Linked DNA regions of Mus musculus: region 2 is linked to region 1. The links are chromatin loops, found by intact Hi-C in ENCODE. Cell type or tissue: heart. All regions are shown on one strand. Links, peaks and the distances in the headings refer to the core of each region. The heading gives the core; the rest is flanking DNA. Region 1 overlaps Mipep (mitochondrial intermediate peptidase). Region 2 overlaps 1700109G14Rik (RIKEN cDNA 1700109G14 gene).

Region 1 (8,867 bases), core at 290-8,289:
TGCTGCTTCCTGAGTGCTGGGGTTAAAGGTGTGTGACAGCAAAGGGGGCACATTTATCTATCTGTCTGTCTGTCTGTCTACTCATCTATCTACCTATTTATTTAGAGATAGATAGGGCCTCCTGTAGCCCAGCTTAGCTTTGATCTTGGTGTGGATTGAAGATGAACTTGTCTTTCTGATCTTGGACCAGGCTCAGTGCAGGGAATTGAACCCATCAGGGGAAGCATTCCACCAGCTGAGCAAAGACAAGGTTACATGTTAACCAAATTGGCCTGGAACTTGTTTGTAGCAGAGGCTGGCCTTGAACTCCTGACCTTCTTGCCTTCACCCCCTTCTAGTATTACAGGCATGCCACCACACCAGGCTTCCAGCTGTTTTAGTGTTTTTACTAACATTTATTTGCTAGAGCCCTCTTGTATCACTTGACGGTGTATTAGCAAACTCTTAGGACCTTTTTTCACTTGTCATAAAATTCTTCTGTAGGTGGTGTCTAAACATAGTGCTCTCTGGAAGCTGGCCATCACTCCAAAATGAAGTGACAGCTCAGCTAGAGTGGTGACGGTGCCATGGAGTGAGGCTGAGATGGAGAGTAGGTGGACTTCACACTTGGTGTGCCTGATGGCTCCACACATTTGCTATGGTGTGACCTGTGCAGTGTTCTCTCTGGATGGAGGGTAGAAACAAAGTAACTTGCTAGAGGCTCTCAGCTTCAGCGCAGGGAGTTCTCACACTGGCTGCAGGTGTCCTAAGAATATGATGCGCTGCCAACCAGTCCCTTGTGTGGGCAGCAGCTCAGTGCTGGGCTAGAGGAGTGGCTGGATGCCACCCAGAGTGGCTCCCCATGGCCTCCTCTGCTTGCCCACGGTCCGATTATTATTATGATTTTATAGCTCTTTCCATCCCAGGGAATCCAAAGACATTTATCTAGGAACAAAAGTTAGTTTCTCAGAATGTCTTGGGACCTCCGTGCCTGAGACTTCTCTATCTGGATCAACCAAGGGCAGATGAAAAACATTCAGAAAACGATGTGTTTGCACTGAGCTCAGAGCAGACTTTGCTAATAGCTTTCGTGCTCTCACCTGGCCTTTACATTGTATTATACTTCCCAAGTGATTGACAGATGTTCTGGAGTTGATAGGAGGAGGTGGATAGGTTTCGTGCAAATGCAGAAGGACTATTCTGCTGTCCAAGGTAGGGAGGGGTGTCTTGGCACCAGTCCATACCACAGAACATTTGTACGCCTTGTCTGATAAATAGGAGGTCTATCTTTCTGTCTGTCTCTCTTTTAATTTTTATTGTTGTTTTGTTTATTGCAACAGTGTATTCACTTTGTAGCCCAGGCTGACCTTGAACTTGTGGTGATCCTCCTGCCTCTGCCGCCTGAGTGCTGGGATCACTTGTGGGAGCCGCTGCTCCTGGCTAATGAAACACAGTGAGTTCATGCATTCACCTGAGGGCCCATCAGTCAGGACGCAGCAGGTTAACTTTTGGTTTGCCTCCACGTCTGGGGATGTCTTTCAGTCGGTCGGGCGCCTTAGGCAGGGTCTTTCCCTACTCAGTTGCCTGAGGCTTACACCTTTTCCTCTGCAGCCCCTTTCCTCGATGACGTATACTGCTTCTCTTTGAGTCACCACAGAAAGTGTGGAGTAACTGCAGTGCTCTTTCACTGAAGGTCATCTCCCATGGACTAGATGGCCTGGCTGTCTGAGATGCCTCTATTCTCCGTGATGACAGGGAACACCTCCAAGCATTTGTCAGAGTAAGAAATGCTTCTCCCATCACCCACACAGTGCCTTTAAGAATCTGTTTCGTGATGAGAAACTGGTGACCCCAGAAGAATGAGAAGCAATCTGTAAGCTCCGGACTTGTTAGGTTTTGGTTTTGCTCTTTGGGACATGATCTTGCTCTGTAGCCCAAGCTGATCTAGAACTCTCAGATGCTAGGGTTGCATGCTTGAGCCACCACACCTGGCTTTTTATTCTTGATAGAAGGTCTCAGTGTGGAGCTTGTGCTGGCCTCAGACTCAGGTTTGCTCTACTTCAGCCTCTCAAACGCTTGGGATTTCAGCACATGGAGATCACATGTTGCCTTTAGTGCCGGGGGTTGAATTTAGGGACCCATGCATGCTAAGAAAGTCCTCTGCACTGAGCAGTATCACCAGCAGATCATGTTTTTTGATGTATACCAGTTTTGGATTCAGTAAAATACCTCATGATTGTAAGATGATACATTGTAATGCTAGTCCCCATTAACTGGGTTTGATGTCTTCTGTTTGTGAGCAATGGGGACTCATGTATCACAGGGTAGCATTGAGCTTTCTGTGAAGCCAAGAATATCTGCTTCCACCTCCCAAGTGCTAGTGACGCAGACCTTCTCCATTACGTCTGCTTTAAGAGGTGCTGGGATCAGACCCAGGGCTTCCTGCATGCCAGGCTAGCACTCAACCAACTGAACACAGTCCTTGCCACCCCAATCCTGCTTTGTTAACCTTTGAGGTGACATTGCTGTGCATAGCTCTCGCATTGTACAGAATGTTAATTAAAGCCGTGTTTGAAACTGTGCTGGCCAATGTTTATGTTCAGTTTTCACCAGCACCGACCGCCGTTCTCATCCAGCACACATGTACTCATAGCGTACCCTATCTTTCCCACCAAGTGACTCTCAGAGGCCATCAGCATTAAAGATGCAGGAGATAAGTCAGCCGTTTTCTCTGCAGCCCCTGCGTCTGCTCTTATGGGTGCCCCCGGGCCCAGGCTGACATCACCTGCTTTAGAAGGGAGGTTCTAAGGCACCCCACCAACATAACGTCATTTGCACACCGCAAAGGCTTACGTTCTTTCAGGTTTGCTTTGGTTAATTTTGAGATGAGGTGCTGCTGTGTCCTCAGGCTGCCTTTGAGCTCCTGCGTTCAAGCCCGTCTGCCTTCCTCTTCCCTGAGTAACTGTAGCTGCAGGCATGGGCCTCTGTGCTCTGTGCTCGCTAGTTTTCAGTTTAAGGTCTTGTGATTATAACTTAGGAGTTTAAAATTAACTGTTTATTTTAAGAAGTGTTTCTAATAGTTTCACAGGGTGTTTAGTGTTCTAAGCCGTGCACATTGGATTGTTCTGGAATAATGGAATGATATGTCCAGAAGATAGCTACAGTCAGAAAATGAACTAGATTTTATTTTTCCAGAGGTTTTAACACTTGATAAAATTTTAGGAATGATTAATTTTATTATGCTGTGTTTTACTTTTTTTTTTTTTTTTTTATAAAAAAAGCTTCAGGAAGAATTTTAGAACTATAATTTTTAGATGCCATTCATCATTTTTGTTATTCCACTGATAACCACTAGGTGGCAATACATGACTGCGAGAGAAGTCTGGATTAAGAAGACACTGAAGGCCCCGGGGAAAGGAGTTTTTCCATACTGAAAGCTTTAGGTCATTACTCTACATTGACTTTTTTCGATACTGAAGTCTTGCTATATACCCAGGCAGGCGTTTAACTTCCAGGCTGACTTTGAACGTTGAAATACCTCCCTCCGCATTCCCCAGTGCTGGGCTTATATGTGTGTATCACCATACCTGGTTTATTTTAGCACATTTTACTTTTTGAGACAGGGTCTCATGTAGCCCAGGATGGCATGGACTCTTTACATTGCTGAGGTCAAGCCTGCTTCCATTGCCTAAGTGCTGGATTGCACACATCCAGTTTGTACAGTGCCGAAGGCCAAGTTCAGGGTTTTGTGCATGGTAGCCAAGTACTCAGCTGAGCTACACCACCCCAGTCCTTCTCAGCTTCTCGTTAAGTACACATTTACATCTTATATATTTGTCTGAAAAAAAAAGTGTTGCTTAATAATTTTTTTCTTGGATATTTTCTTTATTTACATTTCAAATGTTTTCCCTTTTCTAGGTCTCCCCTTCAGAACTCCCCTATCCCATACCCCCTCCCCCTGCCTCTGTGAGGGTGCTCCCCCACCTTCCCACTTCCATCCTCCTGCCCTGGCAGTCCCCTACACTGGGGCATTGAACACCCTCAGGCCTGAGGGCCTCTTCTCCCACTGATGTCCAGCAAGGCCATCTTCTGCCACATATGTGGCCAGTGCCATCGGTCACTCTAAGTAATACACTTTGTTTGGTGGTCCAGTCCAGTCTGGCCTGTTGACACTGCTGCTTCCTCCATGGGGTTGCAACCCCCCTCAGCTCCTTCAGTCCCTTCTCTGTCTCCTCCATCAGGTACCCCAGAGCTCAGTCCAGTGGTTGGCTGTGAGCTTCCTCCTCTGTATTTGTCAGGCTCTGGCAGAGCCTCTCAGGAATCAGCTATATCAGGTTTTTATCAGCAAGCCCTCCCCAGCATCCACAATAGCTTCTGGGTTTGGTGACTGTATATGGGATGGATCCCCAAGTTGGGCAGTCTCTGGATGGCCTTTCCTTCAGTCTCTGCTCCACACTTTGTCTCCATATTTCTTCCTGTGAGTACTTTGTTCACCCTTCTAAAAAGCACTGATCACATTTTGGTCTTCCTTCTTCTTAGGCTTCAGTGCTTAATAATTTTTTAAAGGCGGGTCACATGACTCACCTGAAGCCCATCATAAGCCCTGTATGAAGCCTGGCTTGTTTCTTCCTGATAGATAACCGAAAGATCGTACCTGGGCACTTTCTGATTGGCCTCAGAGATTACATGGATACAGTTTATATTTTGTCCTAAAATATTTGTGGTGTATGCTGGGATTAAGGCCCAGTGGGCAGAGTGCTTGCCTGGCATGCATGGGGCCCTGGGTTCAAGCCTCAGCACTGCATAAATAGGGATGATGGTTCAATGGCGCCGTGGTCAGGGAGAGGTAGAGGCAGGTAGACCAGAAGTCTAAAGTCATCCTCAGCTACGTAGCCAGCCTGGGTTGCATGGACTGTCTTTATTTTATTTTATTTTATTTTATTTTTGAGGTAGCTCCTTTGACCATGGACTTCAGGAACTACTTCTCCCCAGAGATTGTGTTCTGGAGTGTGACTGCAAGCTAAAAAACTTACATGACTGTGCCAGTACAAGCCTCATCACACTTGACTGAGGAACTGGTTCTGTGTACCACACACCTGAGTAGACAGTGCAGCTCTGCCCCTCAGGCCTCTGCCTACCCCCTCCTTGTCCATTTTTAAGCCAGTGGTTCTCCTGTCATAGTGAGTGCATGCCCTGTGCCCCGTGCTCCCTGTCCTGCTTGATTCTGCCTTTAAGGGCTTTGTTGCAGGTGAACCAGAGCCTCTGAGCTGAACCCGTTGGATGCTCACATTGTTCTGTGCAGATCTGTGTTTCTCATTTCCCTTCCCCCTCTGTCTGTTAGCCTAGTCTTTTAAATTCAACATCTTTCTAATCTCCCCTTCAAATACTTAATTTTTTAAAGTGCCACGGAACAGGTGTAACCAGCCGACGTGTTGACTTAACTTAATGAAGGTTTTTGGGGACAGAGGATTACACGCAAGTGTTCTGTATCAACGGTTCAGGTGTTGTTTTCCTACGGCTGTGGATTGTCTGTCTGTGAACTGCTAGTTTACATTGCTTTAAATACCTTCTCTCCCACGTGCAGCGCAGAAGAGCAGTGGACCTCAATGTTAAGATCTTGGACTTGAGCAATGCTTTCCTCATGAGAACCAACTTTCCCAACAAGATCCGGAAGAGTCTCTTACCAGAGCACATTCAGCACCACTTTGCCCGTGACGGAAGCCACTTAATCATTGACGGCCTGCATGCAGAAGCCTCCGATGACTTGGTAGGAGTCTTCCGTTGCTTTGCTCTGCTCCCATCTGAATACTGACGGATATGTCTTACTATGCTATCATAGATATAATGCACTATCACGGCACGTGATAGTGTGGCCTTAAAGACCTTGTTGCGTTACTAAGATCTGAATTTTTAATTTCTGACATAGTTAATTCCACAAATGCTTTGAATGTGGAAAATAGTTAAAATTCATGTGGAATTAATTTTTGGAGTACAGTCAGTAGCAAGTGTAGTCACTTTTAATTCTTAAGTCATTGTGTCGCCAGGAGTAGGTGCTTTCTGGCACAGAGACAGAGCACTGGCAAATTGTCTTCTCAGCATGTGCCGTTGTGTCCTATAGAAGCACTGTAGACCTGATGTGGCCTGTTGTTTCGCTTTGGAAGCCATGGCCAGCTGTGGGCAGCGTGAGGAGCACTGGCCCTGGGGGTTGCTGCGTGTGCTTTTAGACCATGACGTTTAGACCTTTGACTTTCTCTTCTTTCCCCCTTTTAACTACAGGTTCGGGAGGCTGCTTATAAAATTTTCCTTTATCCCAATGCCGATCAGTTGAAATGTTTAGAGGAATTGCTAAGCAGCAGAGACCTTCTGGCAAAATTAGTAGGTTATTCTACATTTTCCCACAGGGCCCTCCAAGGAACCATAGCTCAGACTCCAGGTGAGCCCATTTACCCAACCTCTGCGAACCAATGGGACTTTGAGGAAGCAGACGTTCTAGTGGGAGGGTCAAGAGATTGACAGCACTGGAGAGCCACCCCAGGGAACTCTGCTCCCAGCCCAGAGCTTCTGATTTAAATATCTGTAAATGAATTTAAAAGCAAAAGACCTTTGCCATCCAGCCCGGCCTGTCCTTGAACTCACAGTCTTCTTGCCTGAGCTTCCCGAGCTGTCATGGCTGACACTGGTTGATTTTGTTTTTGTTTTTGTTTTAAAATCTATTCAGAGAACCATTTATTGGTACTTTTTGATATCTATTGATATAGAAGTCATCTTTGATTAGAGCAAATAATTTGACCTATGTTGTGTGCGTGTGCTGAGAGTAAGTCAACTCTAGGTTTCCACTTGTTATTAATTTTAAATGAATTTCATTCTAACCCAGCCCAGTGTCATCAGGTTGGAAATAGAGCGAGAGGGTGAAGGACGATGTGTTTGCTAAGCCCACGGTGGTGAGGCCATTGCCAAGCACAGCCCTGCCAGGGAAGGTTCATGCTAGGTGGGCGAGGGAGGTGCGATTGGGTAAACTGGCCTCGTGCTGAGCTCAGGATATCTGAGCTGCCATGCACAGCTAGTAATGGAAATGAATGCATGCGAGCTGTTCAGAGGTATTTTAGCGTTCGACCATTGAGGCAGTGAATCATCAGCAGGATGGTAGAGTTGCTCAGATTCTAGCTGTACCGTGGAGATGCTGATGGAGAGGGAGGAGTAGACAGCACGGTTTCTGCAGAGCACTCGTGTGTGCTACTGTGGAAGGAGGACACACTGGATGGCACTCCCTTGTGGAGTTCCCAGCATTCCTTCTGTCTTTGTTGCTTCCTTGTGTATTCCCTCTTTTCCCAGTATGCTCCTTTGTTTCTCAAAGTTCCTGTACATCTTTCTCACTCTTCCCTACCCAGCCTTCCCATGACCTGTGTCTTACCTAGGGCTGCAAAGAGTCACCATGACCTGGGCAGCTCTTTTAAAAGAAAACATTTACTTGGAGCTGGCTTACAGGTCAGAGGTTTGGTCCATTATCATCATAGTGGGAAGTATGGCAGCCTGTAGTCAGACATAGTGCTGGAGAGGTAGCTGAGAGTCCTATGTCTTCATTTGCTGGCAGCAGGAAGAGACTAGGCCACTAGGCCTGTCTCAAGCTTCTGAGACTTCAAATCCTGCCCCCTAGTGACACACTTTGTCCAACAAAGCCACACCTCCTAATAGTGCCACTCTCTATGAGCCTATGGGGCCATTTCCATTCAAACCACCCACCCTGCTTCCTGCCTGGATTCCCATGCTCAGATTCTCTGAGCTGCAAACCAAGCTCTTCCATTACAAACTTCTAAAATTGCCGCAGGCTTTCTGCTCTCCTTCAGCTTTGTCCTTGGATCTTTAAAGCACCTACTTTTTTTGTTTTTATTTGTTTTTATGCTCAGTATGGAATCCAGGGCCTCCCACATGCTAGGCATCTTCTCTGTCACCAAGCTCCGTCTCAGGCCAGCTCTTAAAGTTGGGTTCGTATAACTTAATTCCTAAATTGATATTACATGAATTATGTATTTTATATACAGAGAGATATGAATGTATATCTATATAATTTTTGTTTTCTGCTTTTGAGACCTGTGTATTTCAAGTTGTTGAGGATGGCCTTGAACTCTTGATCGTCCTGCCTCCACCGACCTAGTTCCACATTGCAGGAGTATGCTACAACTATCATTCAAATTACTGTTAATATCAGTGAGGTTAAGATACAGTATTTTTGCTTTTGTACTACATAAAATATTATTATTAGAAGGTTACGGAGTGCAGCTGGGTTATGTTATTTAACCCCTTACCGGCCCCGTGAGGTAGGGATTGGTCATGAAGGTTAGGCGTGGTGCTAACACATGACACAGCAGGAGTCAACACACACCTCTGCAGCTCCTCGGTTCTCATAGCTGGAGCCAGAAAGCCTTTCTGAGCTGCTACTCGATCAGGTACTCAGCTGGGCTCTGGAAACCAGTCAGTGTGGCAGGGAGAAGAGAATGGCTCCTTCGTGCACTTGGTGTTGCTGTAGAGAGATGGAGTAGGGATGGGATGTAGTGTTCAGTGTGCTGTAATGCCGCCTTTGCCAGGGAGGCTCGTGTTGAAACGCGATGGTGCGTGCAGGATGTGGCATGCTTCAGGCCGGGCCTGGCAATTTGTCAGAATGAATCTGCAGTCTCTTGGGGGAAAACGTGCAACCGTGTGCCCAGGTCTCAAGGGAGAAATGTGCCAGACACATCAGAGGAAAAGCCAGAGTGGGTGCTTAATGAAGAGAGAGCTATGTTGAAGGGCTGCAGGAGGGAAGACCTGTCCAGGGGGAGATGAGGGCTTTGCAGGGTCTGGGCAGAGAGGGACCCTGATCTGACTTGGACTGTGATGACAGTGGTCCTGGCAGG
Region 2 (8,867 bases), core at 406-8,405, 490 kb after region 1:
CTGTGAGGACGAGTATTTTTCTGTTTGCTATTGATTGCTGCTTCCCTGTGTTGGTTGCATGGGTTAGGAAAGATATCGCCTTCAAGAATAGCACCCACATCACCCCAAGTCAGCCACTCCAGGAGAGAGTTAGCCTTCCCAGTTCCTCTGCTCGTCCTTCAGTAGCGATATCAGGACCGTTGATGTTTTCTCCGGGAAAACCCATTTTTGCTGTTTCTGTGCATGCTTCTCATTCACTGGAAGGTGCAATACACAGTATCAGCTGATATGAATATGGCAAGAATGGAGTTATTAGATGTACAATATTTCCACAGAGTCACAAAGGACTCTCTGTCTGGGTCTGTGGACCGTAATTTAGACTGCAAGTGGACACAGACAGGGAAAAGCCCTTATGATCCAAGCAGTAGGGGAGCAATCGGAATGTGTCTGTGCTTGATGCAAATCACAAACTCTTTTTGGAGACAGTCTTGCTGTCTAGCCCAGGCTAGCCTCAGAGTCACAGTCCTCCTGCCCAGCCAAGTTAGTGCGAGCGCTGCGGTTCCAGGGCTGTGTGATATGCGCATGTCTACCTCACTCAGGTAAAACTATTCCTTGTGAAATCATAGCTGTTCACCTCGTGGAGCCTCGGCAGTACAACGCGCCCTCTCCTCTGTCTCTAGATGTCAAGACTCAGATCCTGTGGAGGAGAGAAGAACGTCCCGGCTTGACTGTGCTACTGCTCTGATCAGACTGATGACATCCACACGTCTGTCTTTGAGACAAGGTGAATGTACCCTCCACAGTGAACAGCAGAGGCGAAGCCAGGCTCATAATGGTCCGACTGTGTAGGCATATGGTGCTAGCTTCTCAAAGATCATCCAGTGTCCCTGATGGTGACTTCCAGAAACTGAGTATTAACAGTCAACATTTGAGATCTGGAAAGTACAGCCTCCATAGCAGGAATTCCTTTCTTTTAGATTTCCTACTTTTCTATTTTTAAATACTTTTTCTACTATAAAAAGCCTTTATTTGGTATTATAGCTTTAATAAGCAAACTCTGTTTAAATATCAGAATCTGTTATTCCTCTGAGTTAAGATCCCCAGAGCCCATCGTCTTGCTCTTCATGATTTAAGGATCTACATAAAAGGATGCCTTTCATACAAAGGCACTGACATGGCAGATTTTCTGTTTGTGGTGATTAAAATATTAGGGAGGCCTATTTGGCTAAGTGCTAGTCTGGGGTTGGAGGTGAAGTGAACTGGGGCAGGAGATATCCACTGCACTTGGCTAGGTAGGATTTAAGGTGACCTTCTCGGAAGCCAGATTTGAAGAGAGGCCAGGAGGGAGTGTGTGAATAAAGATGCCAAGCATTAACTATAAACCAAAGCATAATGAGAGACAAAAACTTGGCGTTCATGGTGGGCTGTGCTCACCATGGACTGGCTTTCTGTTAAGTCTGCATATTTAAAAACAAACTCCTGTGTAACTGTAAAGTTCCTCAGGAAAATGGGAGCCTGTGACACAGCCTCGAACCCCTGGGAGCCAAGCCAAGGCTCGCCTTTGGCTTTTTGCCAAGCAGGACTTTGCTTCCAGTATCATGAAGTAGAGGTTGGAGCTGTTGTCACAGACTCTCCATGTGCCCAGGCTCACCCAGCCAGGCTGTTCTTAGAAACAGTCAAAAGCAACTCTGCCACCTCAGAAACAAGCAGGTGGTTACAGAAGTGAAATCCTGCAGTTATTTTTTTATGCTCATGGGAAAGGTACATGTTATAGGTCAGACAGTTAACAGATTATGAAACATTTTATGGTTAGTCAATTCCCAGAACAATGGAAACAATTTATGATGTGTAACTCACAAGATTATTGAGAAAGTACAAATTAAAAACCAAATTGACCTCTAGTTAAGGGCATGGTTAGAGAGGAGAAGAAATAAATGGGGCTGGAGAGATGGCTCAGTGGTTAAGAGCACTGACTGCTCTTTCAGAGGTCCTGAGTTCAATTCCCAGCAACTACATGGTGGCTCACAACCATCTGTAGTGAAATCTGATGCCCTCTTCTGGTGTGTCTGAAGACAACAACAGCGTGCTCACATAATACAATAAATAAATCTTGAAGGAAGGAAGGAAGGGAGGAAGGAAGGAAGGAAGGAAGGAAGGAAGGAAGGAATCAAAATCTAACATAGTTTAACTAAAAAGAAAATGGAATCAGCTGTCCCTTAACAAAGTTAAGTAAAAAAGGCAATACTCACAAAAGCCATACACAACAGCAGTAATGGGATAGGACTACATAAAACAGGTACTAAAACTGTTTATGGATGTACCCTACAAGCAAAACATCAAACCCAAAATACTAGGAACCCTAACTGGCAGTAACTGTGTTAGTAGCTCTTTTCTCCTCTTTTCTCCTCTGCGCAGGAAAGCAAGCAGCCTCCTTCTACCAACTCTGGCAGTTCTTTCAGAATGCTTCATTTAAAATTCACATCATGTCAAAACTACCAATACAAGCCACTAAAATTAATGAGTATTTCTCAAGCCCTGAGGGTTAACAGGAAAAAAATGTGTCTCTGGGTGGAAATGACCTCAGCCCAGGGCCACTCCACAACCTGCTCAGGGTGAGAATGGCTTCACACAGCTCGGGCCTTCTGGCTGCCCTCTCCCCTGAGTGCTTGTTTCCATCAGACAAAAGGTCTTTTTTAAAAGATTTGCTTATTTATTTTATGTATATGGGGTACACTATAGCTGTACATCTGGTTTTGGGAATTGAATTCAGGATGTCTGCTCACTCTGGTCAACCCCGCTCACTCAGGCCAAAGATTTATTTATTATTATAAGTAAGTACACTGTACTTACTTATAATACACTGTTGCTGTCTTCTGACACTCCAGAAGAGGGTGGTTTCCGGGACTTGAACTCAGGACCTATGGAAGAGCAGTCAGTGCTCTTACCCGCTGAGCCATCTCACCAGCCCTAGACAAAGGATCTTATCGGTCCGTTTTCTCCCACTCTTTAGCCTTTGGCATCCAAGCATTTAATCGTGTAAGTTTGGGGCGCTTGTTCTCTGGCCTCTGGTCTGTTTCTTCAGCTTTCAGATGGTACCAAGCTACGTTTCCCCTCCGTCTCTTACAAGATGGAGGCTGTGGTTCCCTCCTGTGCAGTTCTTCATCTGGGGCCAGCTCTGTTTCTCAGTAATCCACTGAAATCATTCCCATGATCATATTATCTAGTTTTTACCTGGCGTGGATGAAAACTACTCAACTCACCATTTTCAAGGTCAAATAAGTTCGGGAATGGGGAGGATGGTGCTTCAAAAAGAGCCACCACTTCCCTGGGTGGTGTGAGAGTTGCCTGGCCCTCAGAGGAGAGCAGCGAACACGGGAGGCAGTGGCAGGGGTGGAGGATACGTTTGTAACTCATCTGAAGAGCCTTGTGGCCTTGCAATTTTCTTTTCTTTCCCTTTTTGGGGGTGGAGGTGAAGGATGGTTTGCTGTGTAGCCCAGGCTTGTTCTCAGAGTCTCAGTAATTAGCTTCTGATTTTCTTTTTCCATCTTAAAGCAAGCAACAGGAAGCGAAGATTTTTTTCTGCTTTGCGTATGAAGAAATCACCCCCGTTCGCCATAATCAAAGGAGTAAGGGCAGTGGGGTTGGATCAGGTAACCTGCGTGTTTTACAAGGGAGACTGTACCCCGGCTCTAGGGATTCCCCACGGTTTGGCATTGGGGAAAGCACCCAACTTCCCCATTTATTATGTGGACAGGACTTGAATACACAGAGAGTGGCTAGGTCATTCAAGCCAGACTCCAGGGTCTGGAGCCAGATGTCTGAGCAGGTAGATCCCTTCTGCTGTCTTAACAAGGAAAGGCATCTTCAACAGGCTGTGTTCTTCACCTCCCAGGTCCTCAGCTTATGAATCTGTAAGATGAAGACGATAATAATAGTTAGCCGTGCTAAACAATAGTCCTCATAAATGTTTAAGAAAAGGCCTGGATATCCAGTTGTGGTGGTTTGAATAAAAATGACCCCCATAGGTTCATAGATTTGAATGCTTGGTCATTAGGGATTGGCACTATTAGAAGTTATATCTTTATTGGGTTAGGTGTGGTCTTGTTGAAGGAAGTGTGTCACTGGGGGTGGGCTTTGAGGTTTCAAAGGCCCAAGCCAGGCAAGTCCAGTGTCTCTCCTTCCTGCTGCCTTCCTGTGGATCAGAATGTAGACCTCTCAGCTCCTCCAGCACCATGTCTGCCTACACAGTACCATGCTCCCTGACATACTGACAATGAACTAAACCTCTGAAACCGTAAGCCAATCCCAGTTAAGTGCTTCCCTTTACAGGAGTTGCTGTGGTCATGGTGTCTCTTCATAGCAATAGAACACTGACCAAGACACCAGTAAATATCCATTTTTAGCCATCGTTCTCTGTCAGCATTAAAACTGTGGTTGGAGTGAAAGGGTCATATTCTAGAAAGTAGCAGTATTACTGACTTGAAGCTTAGAGTCTACCTTTCAATGTTAGAAGGCAGTAAGTAAGGAAGAGAGATTGGAAATAACTGGGGCAGATGGGGCCCGTAGGAGATAACGAATCAGCAGACAGCAGAGGTACGTCTCCTTTACCCAACATGATTGGAACCATACATGTTTTAAGACTGGAGTGGGGTGGGGAGTATTTGCATAGACAAATGAAAACTCTGGGAATGGCGCCTACATCTAAACAGAAATTGCATTTGTTTTGTCCACAGCTTCTACCCTTAGCCCAAGAGTGCTCATATGCAGTGTCCTCCCTGTGCTGCGGGCTAGACTGTGCTCTGTCACACAGGCTGTGTGGGATTTCCCATTTGTCAGTGGTGTTACGTGGTGTTAGCATGTTCCAGGGTTTGGCTTTTGGAGATTACAGATTCTCAACCTTTACAATAATAGACAGAAGAAATGCCGCTTGCACCGACTGTGTCTGACTGTAAGAGGTTGGTGACAAGTAGCTTAATTATCATTAGATGTTTTGCAAATGCCAGTTGTCTTCGTAATTAAGAGAGCCCAATTAGTTTGGAAAAGAGAAACTGGGGCGTGATCTGTCACAGGGCTTCTGGGTGCTCGCGGGTCTCTACTGACCTCTACTGACATGCTGAGCTAGAGCAGCGCACTGATAGGTAGTTTTTAAAGGCTGATAAAGACATTTCTTTACCATCTAGTTTCTAACGGACTAGAAGTTATGGGTAGCTGTTTTTAAAATCACATTTCTTGGGCTGGAGAGCTAAGAGGTTAAGAGAGCTTGCTGCCATACCAGAGGACAGCTCACGGCCACCTATAACCCAAGTTCGAAAGCATCTGGCGCCCTCTTCTGGCTTTCAAGGGACCTGCACACACCTGGTATAAGCACAGCTAAATACCGATTTAGAAGATCATTTGTCTGTTAGATTGTTTGCTGTCATGTTGGGTGTTGCTTTTTCGGTAGCTATGAAAGTAACTCTAGAACGTTCTGGCTGAGAGTTTTCTTCAGCGATCTTGTACTAATTGAAAATCTTTACAGGTCAGCACAGAGGCCATTCTCTGGTTCCTTGAAGCCCTTTCGAACGTCTCTCTTTCTGTGGTTTGTCCAGTTCACATCCCAGCCAGAGGCCTGTCCGTTTCTTTTTTTCAGTTTAGAGGCTCTGCTGCCCTCTGGTGTCTCTGTGTGGCTCTGCAGGTTCTTCTCTTGCTAGAGGTATTCCGGGAATATGGAGATGACTGTCCCAAAAGTAAGATGGCAAATACCAGTCCTTCAAGAGCCCCTGCAAGTCAGAATGTGTTCTGATTAGGAGCTTGCGTGATACTGAATGTTTTACCAGAAGAAACCTTAGCGGCGCGCGCGCGAGAGAGAGAGAGAGAGAGAGAGAGAGAGAGAGAGACAGAGAGAGAGAGAGAGAGAGAGAGAGAGAGAGAGAGAGAGAGAACGACTACCACCAGAATGCGTTCCCCTCCTTCTACTCCCCAAGAAGAAAGGACCAGACTCCTCCTCTCATTTGCTCCAAGCTGAGTTGGCCTCCTTGTACCCTCTGGGCCACCGCAGACTGCCCCACTCTCCTTTGCACTTTGTGGCCTCCCGCGGCAGAACAGTGCCAGGTGGGGAGAGGTGACCCCTGGCAACGTTAAACAATTCTTAAGTTTTCCGTGCAGCAGTGTAGTGCCTGAGCTCACCTTGGGCACTCCATGACAGGTTTCTGGGTTTTCAAAACCTCCATGCACTTTTACCCGTGTCTAGTTTTTAAGCCTGTGTTTCTGCAGAGAATGAGGACCCCAGTCCTAGGAGTTTCATCTGCACGCTGTTAATGAGAAATTCAATGTAATTGCCATTCTTCTTGCCCCATGAGTAAGCTTTCCTTAAATCTAGTTCTCTTTGAGTGGTTTCTTTCTTCCCTGTGTAGTCTAACTGTGGTTCCACGAGGCAGGCTTCTGAGTACTTCTAGTTGGTATTTTGTTGCTGCAGATTGAATCTAAAATATTCTCTCACAGGCTAACGATGTAAACACTTTCTCTGGGTGGAGGTGTCATTATAAAGACTCTAGAGCTTTCAAGATCCGGGCTCTGGCTGGCGGAACTAGGTTACTGGGGGTGGTGATAACACTTCCAAAATCACTCCCCCTCTGTAAGCCAGCCCCAATTAAAAGTTTTCCTTTATAAGAGTTGCCATAGTAGCCAGGAGGTGATGGTGTGTGCCTTTAATCTCAATATTTGGGAGGCGGAGGTAGGTGAATTTCTATGAGTTTGATGCCAGCCTGGTCTACCGATCAAGTTCCTGCATATAGAAACTATGTCTTAGGGGGTGGGGGGGAGGACCTAATTTGAAGAAAATAAATAGCAAAAATAAGAATCAGATGTAAGAATGATCCCATTACCAGATCAGGTGTTTGTTTACAATCCAGAACAACAAACCAACCCAGAACTTCTTGTAAATTCTTGTAATTACCAGTAAAGACAGAGGTTGCCAGTGAGCAGCAGAAGTGTGATGGTTTGAGTGATAATGACTCCATAAGCTCAAAGATGTGAATATCAGTCCCAGCTGGTGAAACTGTTTTGGAAGGATTAGGAAGTGTGGCCTTGGGGTGGGCTTTGAGGTTTCTAAAGATTCATGTAATTCCCAGATGGCTAATCTCTCTGCCTCAAGCTTGTGGCTCGAGGTGTGAGCTCCCAGCTGTTCCTGAACCCATGTCTTTGTTCGGCCATCAAGGACTCTAACCCTCCAAAACCATAAGCCCAATGAAACCCTTTGTTTTAAAAGCTGCCTAGATATGATGTTTTCTTATGGCTATAGAGAAGTAGGACAAGCAAGGGAAGTCCCAAGACAGAAAGGCACTCTAAGATAGGGGATGTTATTCTTCAAGACATTATAGCAGGCATGACAAATGTCTTTGATAGGCATTTAGTGGTGATCTGAATGTGCTTGGCCCAGGGAGTGGCCTTGTTGGAGTAAATGTGTCACTGTGGGAGTGGACTTTGAGACCCTCCTTCTAGCTGTCTGAAATATAGTTTCCTCCTGGCTGCCTTCTCATCAAGATGCAGAACTCTCAGCTCCTCCTGCACCATGCCTGCCTGGATGCTGCCATGTTCCCACCTTGATGATAACGGACCTCTGAACCTGTAAACCAGCCCCAATGAAATGTTGTCCTTTACAAGAGTGGCCTTGGTCATGGTGCCTGTTCACAGCAGTAGAAACCCTAAGAAAGACAGGCTTCATAAACAGGACCTGGTAGATCACTGGCCTGAAGGTCTCAGAAGAAACTGATGAAGTAGAAGTAAGCAGGAAAAAGAAAAGAGGGACAGAGAGCGACAGAGAAGAAGGAAGGAAGATGGCAAAAGGAAAGGAGGAAAGGATAGTGGACACAGAGAACCAGAACAGCACAGCTGAGCCCTGTGGGCAACTACAGTAGGATGCCAGTACAACGCAGTGGACACAAGACGAGAGAATAGAACTCTGAACCTGCGTTTCAGTCCCCAGCACTCTCATCTGGCAGATCACAACAGCTGGTAACTCCAGCTGCAGAGAATGTGAAGCCTCCTCGTGCACGGGCACATACATGGCACGCGCACACACAGAGGCTCCAGCATGGATCTGTCGGCAGTGTGGGTGCTAGAGGAGGGAGGACGGAGGACTGTGTTTCTACAGGAGCATGGCCACTGGCAGGTTGCTATGCCCTAGTGGGTGAACCCACACCCATGTATACATGTGCAGCACTAATTGAACTCTGGATCTAAATAAATATAAAATAAGAACATACGGCTGGGAAAGAGATGTGATGGGCTGCGTTGGGGTGATTAGAAAGGAAGAGTGGGGGTGGTTACAAACAAGAACGTGGTATGCATGCAGGAGTTTTTCAAAGAATGTGACCGCCTGAACATGATCTGAACAAAGACAACACCAGTAGACACAGATGAAGGAAAGCCCACAAGGCCTCAGCCCCACACAAAGACCTGCAGGCAACTAAGGATGCTGAGGGCAGGAAAAGTAGATGTCCCCGCAATTAACACACCAATGGGTTTTCCAATACCAAATGGTCAGCCCTGAAAACACACATATAAGTAACACTATATAGACTAAAAAGGTTATATTTATGTGTTTAGGAATGTGTGTGTGAGAGAGGGGGGGAGAGAGAATTAATGAAATAAGAGGCCATGAATTTGGAAGAGAGCGAGGAGGAATGTATGGAAGGGTTGGAGCAAGGAAAGAGAAAGTAAAAGCAATGTAATTAAATCATAGTCTCGAAACTATGAAGAAAGAGATAAGTGGATAAAATTTGTAAACATATATTATAAATTCAATAAAAATTGTTACTAGATCTAATAAAGAAGAATTTATAGAAAATTTAACAACAAATTTATTAACAACAATGTATTGGGTTATACAAGACCTTGTTTGCAGTTAT

The links. Hi-C counts contacts between places; a loop is a spot of excess contacts. Peaks named below come from ENCODE experiments on the same cell type or tissue, not always from the same donor. Only the 100,000 strongest peaks of a DNase experiment are listed, where the experiment ranks them.
Region 2: a loop joins it to region 1, with 9 times the contacts of the local background. A loop is called at or near these places in 36 of 42 quality-filtered maps.

Annotation. Positions count from the first base shown.
Region 1 is chr14:60,796,558-60,805,424 of GRCm38, forward strand. Mipep (mitochondrial intermediate peptidase) reads left to right here. Exons shown (of 19, transcript NM_027436.3): 6 at 5,564-5,746; 7 at 6,256-6,412. Among named protein-coding and RNA genes, the nearest start is that of Mipep, 16 kb to the left of the region's middle. In heart, for the core only: CTCF peaks have their summits at 3,339 (motif pointing right) and 7,629 (motif pointing left); no DNase peak of the experiment used is centred there.
Region 2 is chr14:61,289,295-61,298,161 of GRCm38, forward strand. It overlaps 1700109G14Rik (RIKEN cDNA 1700109G14 gene), which reads right to left. Exons shown (of 3, transcript NR_033788.1): 2 at 5,335-5,738; 3 at 3,689-3,888. Among named protein-coding and RNA genes, the nearest start is that of 1700109G14Rik, 12 kb to the right of the region's middle. In heart, for the core only: CTCF peaks have their summits at 5,327 (motif pointing left) and 5,634 (motif pointing left); a DNase peak (open chromatin) is centred at 5,307; H3K27me3 peaks cover 422 bases.